Regions from separate parts of the Homo sapiens genome. Here all the other regions are linked to region 1. A link is a contact called in ENCODE Hi-C or POLR2A ChIA-PET data. All regions are on one chromosome and are shown on one strand. The core of a region is the stretch at or near the end of the contact, and the rest is flanking DNA. Distances in the headings are between cores, read along the strand shown. Region 1 holds the start of KIAA0753. Region 2 holds the start of POLR2A (RNA polymerase II subunit A). Region 3 holds the start of EIF5A (eukaryotic translation initiation factor 5A). Region 4 holds the start of PHF23 (PHD finger protein 23). Region 5 holds the start of ACADVL (acyl-CoA dehydrogenase very long chain).

The links. Hi-C counts contacts between places; a loop is a spot of excess contacts on that map. ChIA-PET counts read pairs that join two places held with the same protein, here RNA polymerase II (POLR2A). Pooled maps may share reads with other maps.
Region 2: a pooled map shows a loop between it and region 1 (12-fold over the local background). The contact joins the promoter of POLR2A here to the promoter of KIAA0753 in region 1. A Hi-C loop is called at or near these places in 1 of 168 maps with a recorded cell type or tissue (gastrocnemius medialis) and 10 of 50 pooled maps. POLR2A ChIA-PET finds 5 or more read pairs at or near these places in 1 of 52 experiments (HEK293).
Region 3: a pooled map shows a loop between it and region 1 (8-fold over the local background). The contact joins the promoter of EIF5A here to the promoter of KIAA0753 in region 1. A Hi-C loop is called at or near these places in 1 of 37 single-sample maps with no recorded cell type and 11 of 50 pooled maps. POLR2A ChIA-PET finds 5 or more read pairs at or near these places in 2 of 52 experiments (SK-N-SH and T-cell).
Region 4: a pooled map shows a loop between it and region 1 (5-fold over the local background). The contact joins the promoter of PHF23 here to the promoter of KIAA0753 in region 1. A Hi-C loop is called at or near these places in 1 of 168 maps with a recorded cell type or tissue (naive thymus-derived CD4-positive, alpha-beta T cell), 1 of 37 single-sample maps with no recorded cell type and 9 of 50 pooled maps.
Region 5: a loop to region 1 is called in a pooled map, with 4 times the contacts of the local background. The contact joins the promoter of ACADVL here to the promoter of KIAA0753 in region 1. A Hi-C loop is called at or near these places in 1 of 168 maps with a recorded cell type or tissue (naive thymus-derived CD4-positive, alpha-beta T cell), 1 of 37 single-sample maps with no recorded cell type and 12 of 50 pooled maps. POLR2A ChIA-PET finds 5 or more read pairs at or near these places in 1 of 52 experiments (activated CD4-positive, alpha-beta T cell).

Annotation. Positions count from the first base shown.
Region 1 is chr17:6,639,116-6,642,759 of GRCh38, forward strand. KIAA0753 reads right to left here and starts at 1,596. Exons shown (of 19, transcript NM_014804.3): 1 at 1,522-1,596. It overlaps TXNDC17 (thioredoxin domain containing 17), which reads left to right and starts at 1,945. Exons shown (of 4, transcript NM_032731.4): 1 at 1,945-2,112; 2 at 2,638-2,719; 3 at 3,134-3,209. The coding sequence starts at 1,968. LOC122526780 reads right to left here and starts at 1,201. Exons shown (of 1, transcript NM_001396008.1): 1 at 1-1,201. The coding sequence starts at 1,201. RefSeq lists enhancers at 155-224, 1,123-2,004, 2,135-2,404, 2,605-2,664.
Region 2 is chr17:7,482,677-7,486,320 of GRCh38, forward strand. It overlaps POLR2A (RNA polymerase II subunit A), which reads left to right and starts at 1,690. Exons shown (of 30, transcript NM_000937.5): 1 at 1,690-2,181. The coding sequence starts at 2,089. It overlaps SLC35G6 (solute carrier family 35 member G6), which reads left to right. Exons shown (of 2, transcript NM_001102614.2): 2 at 1-820. The coding sequence ends at 325. It also overlaps a transcript of ZBTB4 not described here. RefSeq lists enhancers at 629-898, 902-1,896, 989-1,038, 1,129-1,198, 1,897-2,890 and a silencer at 2,009-2,328.
Region 3 is chr17:7,305,822-7,309,465 of GRCh38, forward strand. It overlaps EIF5A (eukaryotic translation initiation factor 5A), which reads left to right and starts at 1,807. Exons shown (of 6, transcript NM_001970.5): 1 at 1,807-1,931. RefSeq lists enhancers at 121-932, 804-1,103, 933-1,743, 2,974-3,263 and silencers at 1,654-1,763, 2,124-2,293, 2,384-2,503.
Region 4 is chr17:7,237,729-7,241,372 of GRCh38, forward strand. PHF23 (PHD finger protein 23) reads right to left here and starts at 1,729. Exons shown (of 5, transcript NM_024297.3): 1 at 1,518-1,729. The coding sequence starts at 1,551. It overlaps GABARAP (GABA type A receptor-associated protein), which reads right to left. Exons shown (of 4, transcript NM_007278.2): 3 at 3,614-3,644; 4 at 2,280-3,191. The coding sequence ends at 3,126. RefSeq lists silencers at 1-476, 1,627-1,806, 1,857-1,996 and enhancers at 1,330-1,979, 2,107-2,196.
Region 5 is chr17:7,217,884-7,221,409 of GRCh38, forward strand. It overlaps ACADVL (acyl-CoA dehydrogenase very long chain), which reads left to right and starts at 2,055. Exons shown (of 20, transcript NM_000018.4): 1 at 2,055-2,163; 2 at 2,239-2,314; 3 at 2,581-2,646; 4 at 2,721-2,793; 5 at 2,883-2,947; 6 at 3,041-3,175. The coding sequence starts at 2,102. It also overlaps a transcript of DLG4 not described here. RefSeq lists a silencer at 2,179-2,388 and an enhancer at 2,347-2,954.

The DNA.
Region 1 (3,644 bases), core at 346-2,845:
CTGTCTCCTCCACAGCCTGTCTCCTGTAACACACACCTGCGGCACCCACAGAAGTAGGCTCCTCCTCCACAGCATCGGACACCCCCACAGCCTGTCCCCTCCCCCATACGCCAGGGGTGGCCCCACAGACTGCTTCATGTGTCAGAGCCCCAGGAATCTGCGGGGACTGTCCTCTCCCCCACAGACCTGCAGCACCGCCACAGCCGAGCTCTCCCTCCATGGCTCTGGGCGCTCCCACAGCCCCAGTCCACCCCACGGTCCCAGGCTCGCCCATAGTCTGTTCTTTTTCACAAGGGCCTGAGACAAACCCATAGCCTATCTCCTCCCCAGTCTCAGGAACCCCCACAGCTTCTCCCCTCCACAGGTGCGGGGCCATTTCAGAACTTGACGCCAAAGCCCCAGGCACACTCGCAGGAGGCACCCTCCCAGCCTGTCCCTGTCCACAGAAGCCTAAGGCTCTCTCGTAAGCTGCCCCTAAGCCCAGAGCTGTGGGCCCTGAGGGGGCCCGAGGGATCCCCCTTGCCTGTTCCTTCACCCAGGGCCCTGTAAGACCGCCGCGGCTTGTCTCTACCCAGGAAGCTCGGCCAGGAACACCCCTTTCGACAGGTCCCTCTCCTGCAGGCACGGGATGGAGCTCGACTCTACTTCCTTCCCCACATCCCGAGGCGGCCCTCATAGCCTGCACCTTCAGCCACAGGTGCAGAATGCTCTCATGGCCCAGAGATCCCGGGCGACCTTTTCTCTCGCAGCCCCGGGGACTTCTATCTTCGGTCTCCTCCTCCCCAGACCCGGTCACCCACACAGCCCCGGCAAGCCCCACCACCTCGGGCTCCCCCACAGCCCCGTTCACCCACACAGCCCCAGGGTCCCTTGCAGCCTCGATGGAGCCTGGGGTCCCAGGAGCTCCCAAAGCCTCATTCGCCCCGGCGGCGTCGGCTGTCTCCGCCGCTTGTCTCGTCCCCCATGGCCGCTGACGGCCCTGTGGCCTTTCTGCACTCACACAGCGCGTCTCCCACTCCGAGGGCTTCGCCCGGCGCCTTGCTCCACGGCCTCGGGACGTCCCTGCGCCCCGTCTCTTCCCCCACGGCCGCCGAACCCCCCGCCCCGACCTGCTGGGCCCCACGCAGCGACCCGGCATCTTAGCCGCCTGCTCTCCCCGGCGCAGCCTGGGCAAGGCCCCACGGCGAGTCTCCCGGCTCATAGCTCCAGGGCAGTTCCCTTCCTCCCTACCGCGGCCCTGGGGGATGTCTTAGCACCTCGCTCCCTAAGCTGCTCCACACACGCACTCACACACTCCGCTCCGGCCTTGCAGCCTTTCTCCCTCCGAGCCCCTCACCCATCCCACCCCCGCCCAGTCTCGGGAACCCGCCCCCAGTCCCAGGCCCCCGTAAAGCCTAGACGGCAGAAAAGGTAACTGGGGGGACAAAGCAACAAAGGCTTTCCGAGTCAGATCTCCTCTCCCCCAAGTCCATGACTCTATGCGGCTTCCCAGAATCCCCCCCAGCCCCGGCCCGAGCCCACCTGGCCTAGGGTGAGGCGCGGCTACTGGGAGGCGGGCAACGGGGGCCCCCAACAAGGCCGCGCTTCCGGCCGCCTGCCCAGTCGCCATAGCAACAGGCGCAGGGCGGCTTGGGAGCCTTTGAGGCCCTGAACTATTTAAGGATCCAGGTGTTGCAAGGCGGTAAGTTTTGCAGCCAGTGTCCATGAGGTCGGGGCTGGGACTAGATTAGGGTAGATCTAAGCCTGGGCTTGGGAGTGCAGCTAGCGCAGAAAGATCTGAGGAACTAGAGCAAAAAGCCATGCGGATGGATTGTGGTCGTCAGAGGCTCCCGTAGTCTTTAGCGGCGCTGGCTTCCGCAGGCTCCGCCCTCTCTTGCCCACCCGGAAACAGCCTCGCCCCGCCTACGCGGGACCCAACCGCGGCGACCGGACGTGCACTCCTCCAGTAGCGGCTGCACGTCGTGCCAATGGCCCGCTATGAGGAGGTGAGCGTGTCCGGCTTCGAGGAGTTCCACCGGGCCGTGGAACAGCACAATGGCAAGACCATTTTCGCCTACTTTACGGGTTCTAAGGACGCCGGGGGGAAAAGCTGGTGCCCCGACTGCGTGCAGGGTGAGGCCGGGATTCGGGGGCTGCTGTCCAATGGAAATGGCAGGAAGGTCGAGCCTACGGCCAGAAGGGGGGCTTAGCGGAGGCAGAGTCTTGGTTCCAGACATCCGCGGAGCAATCTGAGCTGTCCCCAAGTCTCCTTCTATTAAATCCTACCCCGCCCTGCCAAGAGCGCTCTTCCTTTTACCACCTTACCCGGATGATCTTGGAATCTAGTTCCTTAAAACTTCTCACTCCCCCAGTACCATTAGTGTCTTACAGGATACGTGAGTTGGTCAGCAAATACATGTGCTTTCCATTGTTACGGGCGCGGTGGTGCAGGGGCAAATCGGGACTGGGATTTGGTCCTTACCCTTAACGTGGCTCTAAGACCAGAAGGGAACACCTGACTTGTGTTGACCTCTTCAGTTAGCTGCAGGTTAAAGTCTGAGTGCTTACCAAGACTGGGGGAAGGGGGAAAGAACACAGTTTATACGTGCCTGATTGTAGAGTTGACGTGCGATTATTTTATCTCAACTTTTTTTAAAGCTGAACCAGTCGTACGAGAGGGGCTGAAGCACATTAGTGAAGGATGTGTGTTCATCTACTGCCAAGTAGGAGAAAAGCCTTAGTAAGTGGCAATGTATAATCTACCTCGCAGACGTGCACAAATTGCATACTTAGGCGGGAAGGGCCTCAGGGACTTACTTACCCAGTTTGTCTTACAAGGTAATGTCTGACAAGTTAAACAATTAGAAGCTATTAAATACAAATTTAAAATGCCCACCTGAATTAAGTAAGGGTAATTCAACGAATTTGGTCTGGTGTAAGCCCAGAACTTAGCTGGCTTTACTTTTATATCTTAGTCACACTTTGAAACTTTGCACAGGGTAATTAGTAGATTAAGCCATAGTCCGCAAGGTTTTTTAAGTGTTTGCAAGAACAGTGATTACTAAAAAATTAAATGTAGGACTATGTCAAATATTAAGCAAACTGTAATAAACCAAGTAAATTTTTTTCATGATCACTTTTTCTTTTCGAATAGTTGGAAAGATCCAAATAATGACTTCAGAAAAAACTTGAAAGTAACAGCAGTGCCTACACTACTTAAGTATGGAACAGTAAGTATCTTTAAATATGCTGGGCCTGTAATTCACTGTCAGAACTCTTTTAACTTGCTGTGGATCCAGATTTGAAAAGATCTTGACATTTCATCTCAATTCCATTGTTGTTCAGAGTGCTGCTGAAAGTCCATTCCTATGGCCAATCCCAATAAACTGATAATGTAAATATCTAGCTATTAGGTCTTTTTCATGTTAAGTCACTCTTAAAAAACCAGAAAGTAGGTTGACTCATAATTCCTTAAAACATTTGCATCAACAGTTGTTTTCTGTTTAATTCATAATTCTGGTTAAAAAGTAAGGGCATCTCTTCTAGTTCAGTCATGCCCCTGGGATCCTAAATTAAAGAGTTGAGGGGAAGAAGAGGGCACTGGGCTTGCTGTCTCCTGTTTTAGTCTGTGGAGCTTCCTGGTATTTGGGGTTTAAGTCTCTTGA
Region 2 (3,644 bases), core at 440-2,939, 840 kb after region 1:
GCTGGGCTCTGTGCCAGGCCTCTTTGTGCTGCAGCCCCCCGTGTTGCCCAGTGATCTCCCGAGTTGGAGTTGTGTGGGGGCAGTGGGGATCCTCGCCTTGGTCTCCTTCACATGTGTGAGCTATGCGGTCACCAAGGCCCACCCTGCCCTGGTGTGCGCTGTCCTGCATTCCGAGGTGGTGGTGGCCCTTATACTGCAGTATTATATGCTCCATGAGACTGTGGCACCTTCTGACATCGTGGGGGCAGGGGTTGTGCTGGGCAGCATTGCCATCATCACAGCCTGGAACCTCAGCTGTGAGAGGGAAGGGAAGGTGGAGGAGTGAGATAGAACTTGGGAGCCCGGGGGTTGGGAGGGACAGGGATAAATAGAGGCAAAGACTGAAGACAAACATGGGAGGAGAAGTGACTGGAAAAGAACTGGTGTGGGAGAGGGATACCTCTCAGAGTCAAGGGTGACTTGGGGACTTGGTGGAGAGGGACTACCTGGAAGACCTGGGGCCAGCCTGGGACCAAGGGATGTGGAGACCAGGCTGGGTCCTGGAATCAGGGCATAACTAAGGGGTAAAGTCTGAGGAGCAGATCCAAACGGCTGAGGCAGGGAGGCCGTGGGCCACGGGGAGGACTTCACTCAGCAGCAAAGAGAAGAGCATTGGGGCTGGAGTGTTCCGGCAAAGACAGAGCCAGCAGCTGCGGTGGGGGAGGGGAGCGTGCCTCCCCACCCCTCCCCTCACGGCAAAGGTTTCCTTTCCTCGTGCTTGTGCCCCCCCCTTGGGGTGGTGACGTGACATTGACATCAAACAAGGATTACTCTGAATGTGGCTTGCAGTGGTGTCGTCTCTGCTTTGGAGGGAGAGTGGAAAGTCCTACGACCGTTCTCATTGGAGAACCCCTTGGGATCCCCGCCCCCCATTTTATTCCTGAAATATTCTACAAAGTGGAGGATTTCCTAATGTTCAGATGCCTTGACCCCAAATCCCCCAGGACTTTCGTGGCCCGCCCCATGGCTAATCTGCTTTTCTCGGATTGTCGCGGTCCCGTGATCTCTCCCGGACAGTGGCCACCCTCCTTCCAGAGCAGGCCTCCCAGCTGAAGTCTCTTCGAGAGGCTCAGGCCATGGATCTAGGATCATGGCTCGGTACAGCGCGGCATTACAGGCCAGGAGATGCCCACCCGTCTCCGGGGGCCGTTTGACAAACATCGGCTACTTCCGGACAAGCCACTGGTCCTGCCATCTTGGTTTGTTCATGCATATTCAGCAAGAGAACTGCATATTCATGAGCAACCGCCCTTCCCCGGGAGGACCCGCCCCGCCCCGCCGCCATTACCGATTCGCAGAGCAGACCATTTTCCAGCTGGGGGGGGCTACGAATGAGAGGCTTTTGCTGAAGATGAAACCGTTGTCCAAACTAGAATGAAAGCGGCCCAATTTTACCCTCGAGTCTTCAAACCTTAAGCCTCAGTGCAAAAGGGAGCAGCGAGGAGAGGCGGTGGGATTAAAGAAAAAAATTCTTCTCTCCCTGTCACTTCAAAAGGTCGCCCAACCAGCGAGCGGGGGGTTTACCCACGACTCTGGCTCGCACCCCTTGCGGGCCTGCGCAGGCGGCCCCGTAGCGCAAGGGAGGGCGGGAAAGGAAGGGGCGGGGACGCGAGGGCGAATCTATAAGAAGCGTCGTTCAGCGAGTTCGCTGCTCAGAAGCGCCGAGAGCGCGGCCGGGACGGTTGGAGAAGAAGGCGGCTCCCGGAAGGGGGAGAGACAAACTGCCGTAACCTCTGCCGTTCAGGAACCCGGTTACTTATTTATTCGTTACCCTTTTTCTTCTTCCTCCCCCAAAAACCTTTTCCTTTTCCCTTCTTTTTTTTTCCTTTTTGGGAGCTGAAAAATTTCCGGTAAGGGAAAGAAGGGCTCCTTTCGCTCCTTATTTCCCCGCCTCCTTCCCTCCCCCACCTTCCCCTCCTCCGGCTTTTTCCTCCCAACTCGGGGAGGTCCTTCCCGGTGGCCGCCCTGACGAGGTCTGAGCACCTAGGCGGAGGCGGCGCAGGCTTTTTGTAGTGAGGTTTGCGCCTGCGCAGCGCGCCTGCCTCCGCCATGCACGGGGGTGGCCCCCCCTCGGGGGACAGCGCATGCCCGCTGCGCACCATCAAGAGAGTCCAGTTCGGAGTCCTGAGTCCGGATGAACTGGTAAGCGGCTCTGTCCTCCCCTTCCCCCCTCCTCCCCTGGCGGGCGGGGCCGGACGGGGGCTGCGGAAACTTGGCGCTTTCTCGCTGCTTATGGGTGACGGGCCAGGAGCATGGCTCAGCAGCGCCAAGGCCGTGTAGGCGCCAGTCTCGGGCCTCCCAGAGTTATATTTTGCAAAGAGTTGAGCAGGCGTAGCGCTTTGTCCGAGATGGGGGGCTGGCTGGAGGGTGAGAAGGAGGGAGAGAAGGATGACTGATTTCACACTCCAGAGTTACCGACGTTAAAGGCGATCCGACGAATCCTAGGGAGTCTTTACAAGTTTGGTTAAGAAGCCAAACCCGGGTAGCTTCCTCCTCTTCTGTAATACAAATGTTAACTGAGCACCTGCTCTGTTGAAGACACAGGAGACTCGGGTTACAGAGGTGAACACGACAGACCAGGACCCTACCTTCAAGAGCACTGTCTGTGGGAAAGGGCAAGCAGTAAACATGAATACAATGAATGAATGAGATAATTCAGTTAATGGCATTTGTCTCGAATAGAGTGAAAAGGGGTAATCCCATGGAGAGTCACTGAGCTGGGGCTACTTTATTTTTTTATTTTTATTTTATTTTATTTTTTGAGACGGAGTCTTGCTCTGTCGCCCAGGCTGGAGTGCAATGGCACGATCTCGGCTCACTGCAATCTCCGCCTCCCGGGTTCAAGCGATTCTCCTGCCTTAGCCTCCTGAGTAGCTGGGATTACAGGCATGCGCCACCATGCCCCGCTAATTTTTGTATTTTTAGTAGAGGAGGGGTTTTGCCATGTTGGCCAGGCTGGTCTCGAACGCCTGCCCTGAGGTGATTCTCCCCCGTCTTTTTTTTTTTTTTTTTTTTTTTGAGACGGAGTTTCGCTCTTATTCCCCAGGCCAGAGTGCAATGGCTGAACTCCTGACTTCAGGTGATCCACCCGCCTCGGCCTCTCAAAGTGCTGGGATTACAGGCGTGAGCTACCGCGCCCGTCGAGGTGGGGCTACTTTAGATGGGATGGCGTCAGGGTCTGGGAAGGCCTATCTTAGAAGACATTACCCAAATGATGAGAGGCAGCCAGTCGTCGAAGCCATAGTTTGGATGGCGAGAGCTTTTCCGGCAGAGGAAATAGCAAGTGCAAAGGGCCTGAGGGAGAAATGAACTTGGGCTTGTCCTACAGGGTGAAAGGCGGCCGGTGTGGCTGAGGTTTAGTGGATGAGAGAAGAGTGTTACAGAAATAGGCTGGAGAAGCATGGGATATTGTATATTATGGTAAGGAGTCAGGACTTAATTCCATTTTCAGTAGGTAGTCGTTGACAATTATAAACAGAGTGACAGCACATTTGAAAAAACTACTGCTGTAGTTGCTCTATGAAGAACTGATGCGAGAGGAGGAGAGACCAGAGAGAGGAGGGCAGCCCTAGGGGAGAGCTATTGGTGACTTGGACTTTTTCCCT
Region 3 (3,644 bases), core at 557-3,056, 670 kb after region 1:
ATCTGCTCGCCTTGGCCTCCCAAAGTGCTGGGATTACAGGTGTGAGCCACTGCGCCTGGCCGCTTGTTTCAGTCTTGTTATCCAACAAGGCAGCCATGAAGGTAGTGCAAGAAACCCAGGAATTGGAAGAAGACTACGAAGTTTCAGGAAAAGCGAAATGGGGGGCGGAGAGAGGGAGGGCAAAGAAAATAAAGTTGGGAAGATAGCTCGTCTCCAGCTTCATGGTCTCCTATGATTAAGACAATGTCAATGTAATCTAACATACCACTTTTTTTTTTTTTTTTTTTTTTTTGAGACAGAGTCTCTCGCTGTGTCTCCTAGGCTGGAGTGCAGTGGTGCGATGTCGGCTAACTGCAACCTCCGCCTCCTGGGTTCAAGCGATTCTCCTGCCTCTGCCTCCCGAGTAGCTGGTACAGGCGCCCACCTCCACGCCCGGCTAATTTTTTTGTATTTTCAGTAGAGACGGGGGTTTCACTACGTTGGCCAGGCTGGTCTTGAACTCCTGACCTTGTGATCCGCCCGCCTCGGCCTCCCAAAGTGCTGGGATTACAGGCGTGAGCCACCGCTCCCGGCCTACCACTATTTTATTTTATTTATGTATTATTTATTTATGTTTTTGAGACTTGAGTTTCGCTCTTGTTACCCAGGCTGGAGTGCAATGGCGCAATCTCGGCTCACGGCAACCTCCACAGGAGAAGCGATTCTCCTGTCCCAGCCTCCCGAGTAGCTGGGATTACAGGCATGCGCCGCCACGCCCGGCTAATTTTGTATTTTTAGTAGAGACGGGGTTTCTCCATGTTGGTCAGGCTGGTCTCGAACTCCCGACCTCAGGTGATCCGCCCGCCTCGGCCTCCCAGAGTGCTGAGATTACAGGTGTCAGCCACCGCGCCCGGCCCACCACTCATTTTTATAGACAATTTTTTCTAAGGGACCTCGTAGACAATACTTTGGGGAACCGCAGAGCACAGTTGGGGAAAACACAGTAATACCATCTAAGTTTCTTTACTGAGGACCTCAGAGCCGAATGGCCTCTATGGATGCCATAGAGACCAATACGGACTGAGGGTTTAAAGAAGATGGTGTCCGCCGCAGGACCGCTCTATCTTCTCGGGTGAACTCTATGGCAGAGCATAGGCATTCGATTTAGAGAAGTGAAGCCGAGATGGGTGGGAACCCGACCACACTAGCGCGCTAGAAGAGTGGGGCGGAAAGACATCTCCCGCGCATGTGTGGAACTGGGGGGACTGATTCCAAGACAAGGCGCCCACCCCACAGAGCAAGTTTTCTGAAACGTGTGAGTCGTTTAAGTCCAGTTAAAGCCGAGGTGGGGCGTATCCTGAGACGCATGCGTTCTAGACGAGACAAGTGATCTAGCGGCGTGGTCTTTTCAACGCCTGGCGTACTGACGGCGTCTGAGGTGGAAGGGGTTGTTTAGGATTCCGAACACGCATGCGTTCTGAGACCCAGGCGTTTCCTTTAGAGGGTGTGGAGTGCAGGGCTCCTTATTGCGCAGGCGCAAGGACTGCCCGGTAGGACGAGCGGTCTATCAAGGGGAGGGAAGATGAGGTTGAAGAGATTAAAAAACCGGGTGCGCCTGCGCGTTGCAGATTAGTTGAAAACGCTCAGGGTTTGTGAGGGGCGGGGTCACGTATGCGCGTCATTGGACGGGTCGGTGGGAGGGAGGGTGGAGATGGGTAGGGTGTGTGCGCTTGCGCAGTGCGGGGGTGGAGGGCGGAGGAGATAGATAGCACGCTTGCGCGGCTGTCATAGGGCTGCTTGGTTGGTCAGTGGGGAGTCGGCGCCTGCGTACTAAGACCCGTGTGCAGCAGCGGCGGCGGCGGTAGAGGCGGCGGCGGCGGCGGCAGCGGGCTCGGAGGCAGCGGTTGGGCTCGCGGCGAGCGGACGGGGTCGAGTCAGTGCGTTCGCGCGAGGTGAGAGCGGGCAGGGCGCGTGTGCGCGGTACCTTGGCTTGGGCCCGGGAGAAGATGGAACTGCGCGGGGGTCGGGGAGGGGGCAGAGGGGAGCGGCGGCCGCCGCCGCACGGGTTCGGCCAGAGAGCGGCGCGAGGTGAGGAGAGGCGCGGGCGCGCGCCCCGGTTGGCGCGCGGGGTGACGGTTGGGGTTGGCCCGGTGACGTTGGAGCGACGCAGGGCGGGGGACGGCGAGCCGCGAGGCAGCCACGCGGGAGAGGCCGCCAGGCGGCCACGCCGGGGCGAGGGCCAGGGGCCAGATCGGCCCACCGGGGCAAGGGTACCTGGGCCGTTGAGGACCCGGCTCAGCGCGGCCACGTGAGGTGGGGGAGGGGGCTATTCGGTGAGAGGGCATGATGGGGGGGGTTGGCGGACGGCCGGGGGGAGGGGAGGCGGCGTGGCTCCGGCCTGGCGCAGTCTCTGAGGAGGGGGCGGCCGCGGCACCGGAAGTGCCCCCCACGGGAGGCTGCCCTCGGGGTCGCAGGCCGCATGGCCAAGCGTGGACCGGGGCCGCATGGCAGCGCGGGGACCCCTCCCCCCAGGTCCCGGCCACCGGAAGCCCGGAACGGCCACATGGTCGGCAGGAGCCGGCAGCCCCTAGCGCGGGGAGCTAGTCCTCGCGGGGGTTCCGAGGGGGCCTGAGATTTTGAGGAGTGGAAGCCGGAGGCTCGGGTCCTAATCACCCCGGAGGGCCTGCTGCAGGCATATGTTAGCGCTTCCCAACCTCAAGGGCCCCAGGAGCTTTCCTGAAAAACCCTCCTGTGAAGTGTGGCGGTCAGCCAGGTGTAAGTGGCACCCCTTCGAGCTGGGAGGCCGGAGAAATGGGGAAACAGGGCGTTTGGACAGGAGCCCAACTTTTCTGTCGGCCTGGGTGGACAGCGCCTAAAAGCCTCAGGCAGATGAGTTTCCCACCGTGATAGGCGTTCTTCACCTTGTCACTGTCTTCCTGTTGTAACTGGTTTGGGAGTTCCACGGTTTCGAAGTCCTTAACTCTACTAGCCTAGTATGATTTTCTACTACTCACTACTACCAACCTTTTGCTTTCATTTTATTGTCATTCACCACCCCCCACCTCTCCCACTTTCTACTGACTGTACTGGCCCGGCCTGAAAAGCCGACAGGACAGATGCATCCTGGGAAAAGTGGGAGGGCCTTCCAGGAGAGGCTGGGTTCCTGGGTTCTCTTTGGGAACCAAGATCGAGGTGTTTGGCAGGGGGATCATTTCGGAAACAACTTTGCTTTCTCCCCCTTGGCTTGTTGCAAGTGCATGTTGGCGAGGCGGGAATCCCCCAAAGAGGCCTTGTGGTTTCCTGTAGCAGTGACTGGTTTGTGTGTGGATGGGGGGGGGCAGTGTAACAGATGGGTGGGGCCTTGTCCTCCGGTCTCCACCCTCCCCCCCCCCAATTAGCCCTGCCCTTTTGCTGGATCATAGCTGCTCACCTAATTATAGCCCTGGCTATATGTGGGGAAGAGGGGTGGTTGGTTTCAGTGGCAAGTAACACCTGAGTCCTCCCCACTCCCAGGAAGTAGGCCTTTTCTCATCTCTGAGATTTGACATTCCAGCTCCCTAGAGCCTTCCTTTCCCAAGCCACCACTTTAGCTTTGATTTATGGGGGAGAAACCAGCTATTCCACCCTCCCATACACACACCAGTTCTTGAGTATATTTGAGCCCA
Region 4 (3,644 bases), core at 479-2,978, 600 kb after region 1:
CGTTGTTCCTAAGTGAACCCCCTGCTCTCCCAGGTCCCTCTGCCAGGCCAGCAGGCCCCCAGCTGTGTTGGATCCGCCCCGGCTCCCCCTTCCGCCCCGCGAGGGGCGGAGCCTGGGCGCGGCGCCCTCTGAGGCCTCGCTATAGCGCTCCCCTTCCCCCAACCGGAGGCCCGGCGCCCCGCCCCCCCAACTCACGGTCTCTCTCGACTCCAGTCTACTCGGATCCCTCAGCGCCCCACCCCACCGTACCGCTCCCGGGGCCGCGTCCGGGCCGCCGCCAGCCGCCCCCGTCCTTCACACGCGCCCGGAGCCCCGAGTTCCTACCCGGCCGCGCTCCACCGCCTCGGGCCCTCCGAGACCGCACACGCCGCCCGCCAGCCCCCAGGGTCCAGGATGACCACGCCGAACCGCTCCCCGCCCTCCGGCCCCTTCTACTCGAGCACGCGGCCCGGCGCGCCCCTCACCCCCACCCCAGACACACACAGGCACACGCATCCAACGCTACTTCACGGCCGGGACAGACCCGGGAGCTCTAACCCGGACGCGGCCCCCACCTGCCCCCCCCCCCCCGCCCATACCGCGCTCCCCACAATTTCGCCGTCCCTCCGCCCCCATCCGGGGCTTTGGCCCCTCCCCGTCTCCAGCTTTTCGGGCTCCCCACCGGGCCCCCCGGCCCTGTTCCTAGCCCTCTCCGGCCGCCGCCCCCCCCTCCGCCCCCGTACTCACCACCCAGTTACTAGGCTATGGACCCCTCAACTCTGGCCCCTTCCCCCCAACCAGCCACTCTCTCTCTCTCTCCACAGCAGCCACCGCTGCTGCCGCCGATGCCCCCCTCACCCTCAGCAACTCCCAGGCTCTTAACCCTCGCGGACCAACCCTACCCCCCCGCCCGACAAGTCGCCGGTCTTAACCCCCCCCACCCCGCCCCACCACCCCCTACAACTACCCAGCTCGCCTCGCTTCCTGGCTCGCTCTCTCCACAACTACCCCCCGGTACAGGTCCGTCTGCCGTAGACAATACCCAGACCCCCTCTTCTCCCCACAACTACCTGCCCACCTCTCCGACAATCACCGGGCATTCTCCGGCGGCAACTACTCGGAGCTCCGGTACCACCGCCACAAACTACCCCACCTCGGCGAACTACCGGGCCCCTCACTCAGCCTCTTCTACGTCCTCCCTCCTGAGCAACTCTCCGGCCACTGGATTCCCCTAACCTTCCAGTTCCAGGGCCCCAATCTGCCGGTGGCCCTTTCGGGCCCTAACCCCCGAGGCTCCGGGTTTCAAGCTCCTATCCCCCGCACCCCCACACCGTCTGATCTCCAACTACCCCAGCCCAGTTTCCCACTCCTCTTTCTCCAAGGTCTCTCAACTCGTCGCTCTCCCACCTCCAGGGCCAGCCTCCCGACCCCCTCCCCGAACTCCCCCGCTGGGCTCCGGGGCTCGACCTCCAAGTTTGCCAATTGATTCCTCGCCCGCCCCCCGCCGGCTCAGCGCTCTGCACCGGTCGAGAGCTCACCTTCGGGACTGGGCTCCGCCATGGCTTCCAGCATCGCCCCCTCCCCTCCTCCCGGTCCGGCGCCCCCCTCCCCGGAGCCGGGGATCCCGGTGCCGCCTCTAGTGCTCGATGCTCCCACTGCTTCGCTCCACAGAAGTGTCCGCCTCAGCCCGGTTGAGACTCGAGTCCGCTAGCCGCTGCCGCCACCTCCCTCTACCACTGCCTCCCGCACTCCCGGACCGGGCCCCCTCCCCCCGCGCCGCCGGCCGCCTGCTCCCTCCTCCTCCTCCTCCACCTCCTCTCTCCTCCCTCCCTCCTCTTCTCTCCCTCCTCCCCCCGCCGGCGCCGAGGCGCAGTGCACCAAGGGTTTTGTAGTCCGTCCGGGAACAGCGGAAAAGGGACCGCATGAACCTCCGGAACTTTGATTCCCAGAAAGCCACAGGCTGGCGCAGGCGCACCAAGCCGCTCCCCTCCCCCGGGGAGCGGCGGGGAGACCAGGAGCCGGAGGGGAGAGCGGAAGTGCGCGCGCAGGCCCCTGGGAGATGTAGGCTGGGCGGGACCAAGAAAGAAGAGGAAGAAGGGATTAGAACTCTCGGCCACCATACTGCCTCGTTCTGCAGCTTCTTTCTCCCCAGGAGGACCGCCCCACTTCCGGCCTGCCGGAGAAATGATTGCTGGGAGTTGAAGTATTCCTGGCGATAATGGCTCCCGCTCCCAGTCTTCTCCCTCCCTGATTCCACTCTGCCGGATCCCACACACCGGCAAAAGTCTAGCCAAGTGACATGCAACTGAGAACAGCCGTTTTACTAGCTTGCACACATGAAAATATCTTAGTTAGAATGTTCTAGCAAATGTGGATGTTCACCTAAAGCAGGTACTTCGGAACTTTCTCCACAGGAACCCACAGTAAAAAAAAATTTTTTTTTACATGAGCATTTTTAACATTTAGTTTCACATGCGTGTTATAAAACTAAAGTTTCAAGAAATAATCCTCAGTATTCCATTCCATCACAACAAAAGCACCCTCTTTTTGCAGACAGGGAAAAGCCCAACATGAACAGAATAAACCAAAATATACTTCTATCCCTCCAGCTTGTACCCAGTACTCTTCTTTCCCCACCACTGAAACCCACTGACACCTTGGAAAGACTTAAAATCAGCGGGACGAGGGGAGCAACACAAGGCAAAATTCAGTTCAGCTTGGTGGTTTCCTCTTTATTGATGTGCCTCCTACCTTCCCCCCACAATTTCAGTCCCTTCCAACTACCCCCAAAAAAGAAGGTAGTGAAAGGAAGGGATTGCTGGGGTTCTGAGCCCCTTGGGCAGTCAGAAAGGGAACAGAAACCAAAACAATCACTGGATGTGACACAGACTGACAATCAAGAAGTCTACAGCAGGATGGGAAAGGCGGGCAGAGAAAGGGGAAGAAAGGAGAAAGGAGAGTTACAAGATGCCAACTCCACCATTACCCCTCCTAAGAGAGGCTGGAGAGAAAGCCACAAACATTAAGAAGTGCCGGTCCTGAATAAGGGAGGTGGTGTTTGAGCTTGAAGGAGGAGGAGGTCAAGAAAGGGGGGCCACCTCTCTCTTTGTAGAATGAGACCCCCCTCCAGCTCAGGGGCAGCAGCTTCACAGACCGTAGACACTTTCGTCACTGTAGGCAATGTAGAGAAAGAAGTCTTCTTCATGGTGTTCCTGGGATGAAAGCAGAAAACTGTTCAGCAACTGGGCTCCAGTAACTTAAACCAACCACGACCCAGACACGTTCTTCTAGAACCACAAACCATTGCCTGACTCCTTCACTGACTCCAAGGCCTACCACACGAGCAGTATAATCTCTGCAGTCCTGGGCAAAAAGGCCTCAAACTGTTTTCTGCTGCTTTGGAATGGGGAGGGGGACTGGGAAGAGTCCCGAACAGATAGTTTCTCTAGCTCACTGTTCTCTTTCCTTCTCTCTACTCCTACTGTTCTGTCCAAACCCCCAACCCACGGCTATTATGAAACTTTAAGGCAAGCCAGGAAGCTAGTCCAAAACTACTGATGTAACAACACTTTCTTCCCCTCACGCTCTTCCAAGATTCCTCTCCAAAGCCTCCACCACTTCCCAGTCACCATACCTGGTACAGCTGACCCATTGTGGCACTGGTG
Region 5 (3,526 bases), core at 805-3,304, 580 kb after region 1:
AATACGGGAGGGAGGCCTCTCGGCAGGCGGTAGGGGGTCGGGTGTGAGGGAGGAGCTGAAGGAGGCAATCCCTGGGGGCCTAGTTCTCCCTCAGGTTTCTCAGGGGGAAACCTAAAAAGTTAAGCCCTAGACTCTTTAGTGCCTGAAACTGGGGCAGCCAAAGAAAACGAGGAAGAAAGGGAGAGTGGGTACAGGACCACAGAGAGTGCATTCTCGGTGCCCCAAGTCCCTGGGCCACTGACTCAGGCTTTTGTCAGCAGGGCCCCCAAGATTCCAGGTAATATTAGTGATATTTGGCTCACCCCTCCAGCCCTGCCTGCCCCTCAGGAAGTTAGGCGCTCGCCCCCACCTCCTTACCTGACTCTCTGAGAGGGAAGCCTCATAATAGTCCAGGATGTCTGTCACAGGAACAGAACTGAGTTACCTCCCCACCCCAGGCCTCTCCAGGCACATCACCCCTGTCATCACCGCTGCTGGCTGGCTGGCAAGGGAGGAGCCCTTTCAGCCAAGGCTGGTCCACACTCATGGAGGACACCATAGGCAGGACCCTGCATGGTGCTCCAGCTTGGACCAAATGATCTCTGGGCTCCCAAACAGCCCCCGAAGTTCAGTAATGGCCCTTGGAGGCCCAGGTCCCTCAGAAAACGGGCTACTCACCCAGCAAGGCCTGGAAGAGGTCGCTATGCAGCACTGTGAGGAGTGGGGGTGCCCACCGCAGCAGTGGGGGTGCCAGGAGCCAGAGGGCTGACCTGGGAGCTAGTGAGATGCAAGGAGAATTGGGACAGGGAAGATGCCAACACAGGAAGATGAACACACTGTCACTTCATCTCCCCAGACTGTGCCCTTCACCCCAGCCCCTACGGAAAGATTTGGGGAGAAGGATCTCCGAGCCCCAGCCCCCCACTTCGCTCCCAGACCTCCCCTCCACAAGGAGCCCTGTTTTTCACCTCTTGGTCTCTGGGACATCTCTCTCTTCTCTCACTTTAATCTCCCTAATCCTCCAGGATTGGAGTTGAGCTGCTTCTCCCCACTAAATTCCAGCTGTGAGTAAAGTAGGCCGTCTCTGAGCCGACCAGCTGTCCCATTCCCCCAGGTCCCAAGGCACCAGCACCGCCACCATCTTGCTCCACACACCCTGGCCCCCTCTTCCCATAGGCAGGCAGAACCTAGCCACGCTCTCCTGAGAAGCCAGCAAAGAGGGCCTCCTCACAGAGGGCTCCAGCAGCTCAAAAAGAAGCTGAGCCCAGCTCTCTCTCCTCCTGGGCCTCCTCTCACCCCAATGAGAATTGCAGAAAAAGGGGTAGAAATTGTTTGGGACTTCCTGCCCTAGGGCTAGAGAAGTTGGGGTTTTACGGGTAAGAGGCAGGAGAATTCCTGCAGTTCCTCTCAGGCCCGGGAGGAATCCATCTGCCTGGGCACATGGTCTCTGGAAGGAACAGAGGGCAAAGACAGAAGGGAATGTTCAGGAAGGTCTCAGAGGCTTTACTAAGGGAGGGGCAGTGAATCTGGGGGGGTCTTCCTACTGTGAAACTGTAGCTGTTCCAAGAGTTAGTGAATGGCCTACATCTCAGAAGAATACACTTAGGGTACTCACACCCTAGCTTGGGTGCCCCCCACCACTGTACCCTCCCTTTTGTGTTGGCCGAGATAGATTTCATCAGGAACCCTAGAGTCTGTCTTTCCATGTCTCTGCCTCTGCCATCTACCTTACACTTCTCTTTCCCTACTTTTCCCTTCTAACCCCACCGGAGAAGCCCTCCCTTCAGTCCACCTCCATCCCTCTGGCTGCAGTGACTTAAGCCCCTTCCTCTTCTGTCCCATCCTATCCCATCACCCCGTCGGAGGACTAGACTCTAGGTCGGACGGGCGGGATTAAGGAGTTTGGGGGAGACGAGGGACGCTTGGAGATCCCTCTAAGTCAGCGGAACGCAGGGCCGGGCTCCAGGGAACTACAGCTCCCAGCATGCCCCGGGGCCCGCAACCGTCCGCCGCCCGGTGCACTGTGGACGATGAGTCAGGGTTAGGGGCGCCAGGACGTGGGCGTGCAGGACGCCAGAGCTGGGTCAGAGCTCGAGCCAGCGGCGCCCGGAGAGATTCGGAGATGCAGGCGGCTCGGATGGCCGCGAGCTTGGGGCGGCAGCTGCTGAGGCTCGGGGGCGGAAGGTCTGTGTGTGACAAGAGGGACGGTGGGCAGCGGCCCTGGGCACCGGGCCGGCACTGAACCCCCACTCCCCACAGCTCGCGGCTCACGGCGCTCCTGGGGCAGCCCCGGCCCGGCCCTGCCCGGCGGCCCTATGCCGGGGGTGCCGCTCAGGTAAGTCACCGCAGCCTTGGCAAGGGGGTGTGGGAGCGGCGGTCCGCTTCGGCGCCCGCCATCGGCAGGGATCTCCCTCTTGGTGCCAGGTACCTGCCTACTGCTCAGTCGCCGAAAGTAGGGGAAAGGGCAAGCCAGGGTGCCCTAGGGCGAAACTAGGGGAAAGGTCACCGCTTCGCGCCGCCTCCCCGCGCGGCTCTCGCCTGTTCTCCCCTTGACACAGCGGAAGTCCCTTCCCTGAACTTGCTAACCGTCTCTTTTCCCAGCTGGCTCTGGACAAGTCAGATTCCCACCCCTCTGACGCTCTGACCAGGAAAAAACCGGCCAAGGCGGTAGGTAGCCCCGAGGCCAGGTGGACCTTAGCCAGACCCAACCAGAGCCCTGAAATTTGCCTCTCTCTGCCCAGGAATCTAAGTCCTTTGCTGTGGGAATGTTCAAAGGCCAGCTCACCACAGATCAGGTGTTCCCATACCCGTCCGGTAAGGGAAGGGATAATCAGAGCTGGGTGGGGCCAGGGTGGTTTCCCCTGCCAGCCTGGCCTGACCAGCCTGTCCCCCACCCTCTGCAGTGCTCAACGAAGAGCAGACACAGTTTCTTAAAGAGCTGGTGGAGCCTGTGTCCCGTTTCTTCGAGGTAAGGAATGACTCGGGGCTTGGTCCCTGGTGAGGTGTTTGGAGATGTTAAGCTCAAAAGGAGCCTGGATGTGGGATCCTGTGCCTTCCCCAGGAAGTGAACGATCCCGCCAAGAATGACGCTCTGGAGATGGTGGAGGAGACCACTTGGCAGGGCCTCAAGGAGCTGGGGGCCTTTGGTCTGCAAGTGCCCAGTGAGCTGGGTGGTGTGGGCCTTTGCAACACCCAGGTGAGGGCGCCCTATCGCCACATCCCAGTATGCCATACCCCAGCTTGGCAGACTCAGCTCTTTTGCCATAGACCTAGAGACTAGGGCTAAGGTCTCTTCTAAGCACCTGCCCTGGGTGCCTGTGGGATGGATGTTAACTGTCCAAACATAACACAATTTACATGCAGTCCCCTAGGCCTGAGCCATGGGCCTCACCCTGGTTCCCAAGTCCTTACAAATCTCTAAGTTGGGGATTGCCTAACAATAGACTGACTAGTAGCAAGTCACCCTCCTACCTAGACCTAAGACAGACCAGCATTCTCTGCTGTGCCCTTTGCACACCCCACTTCTTTTCTACACACTGGGGATGGC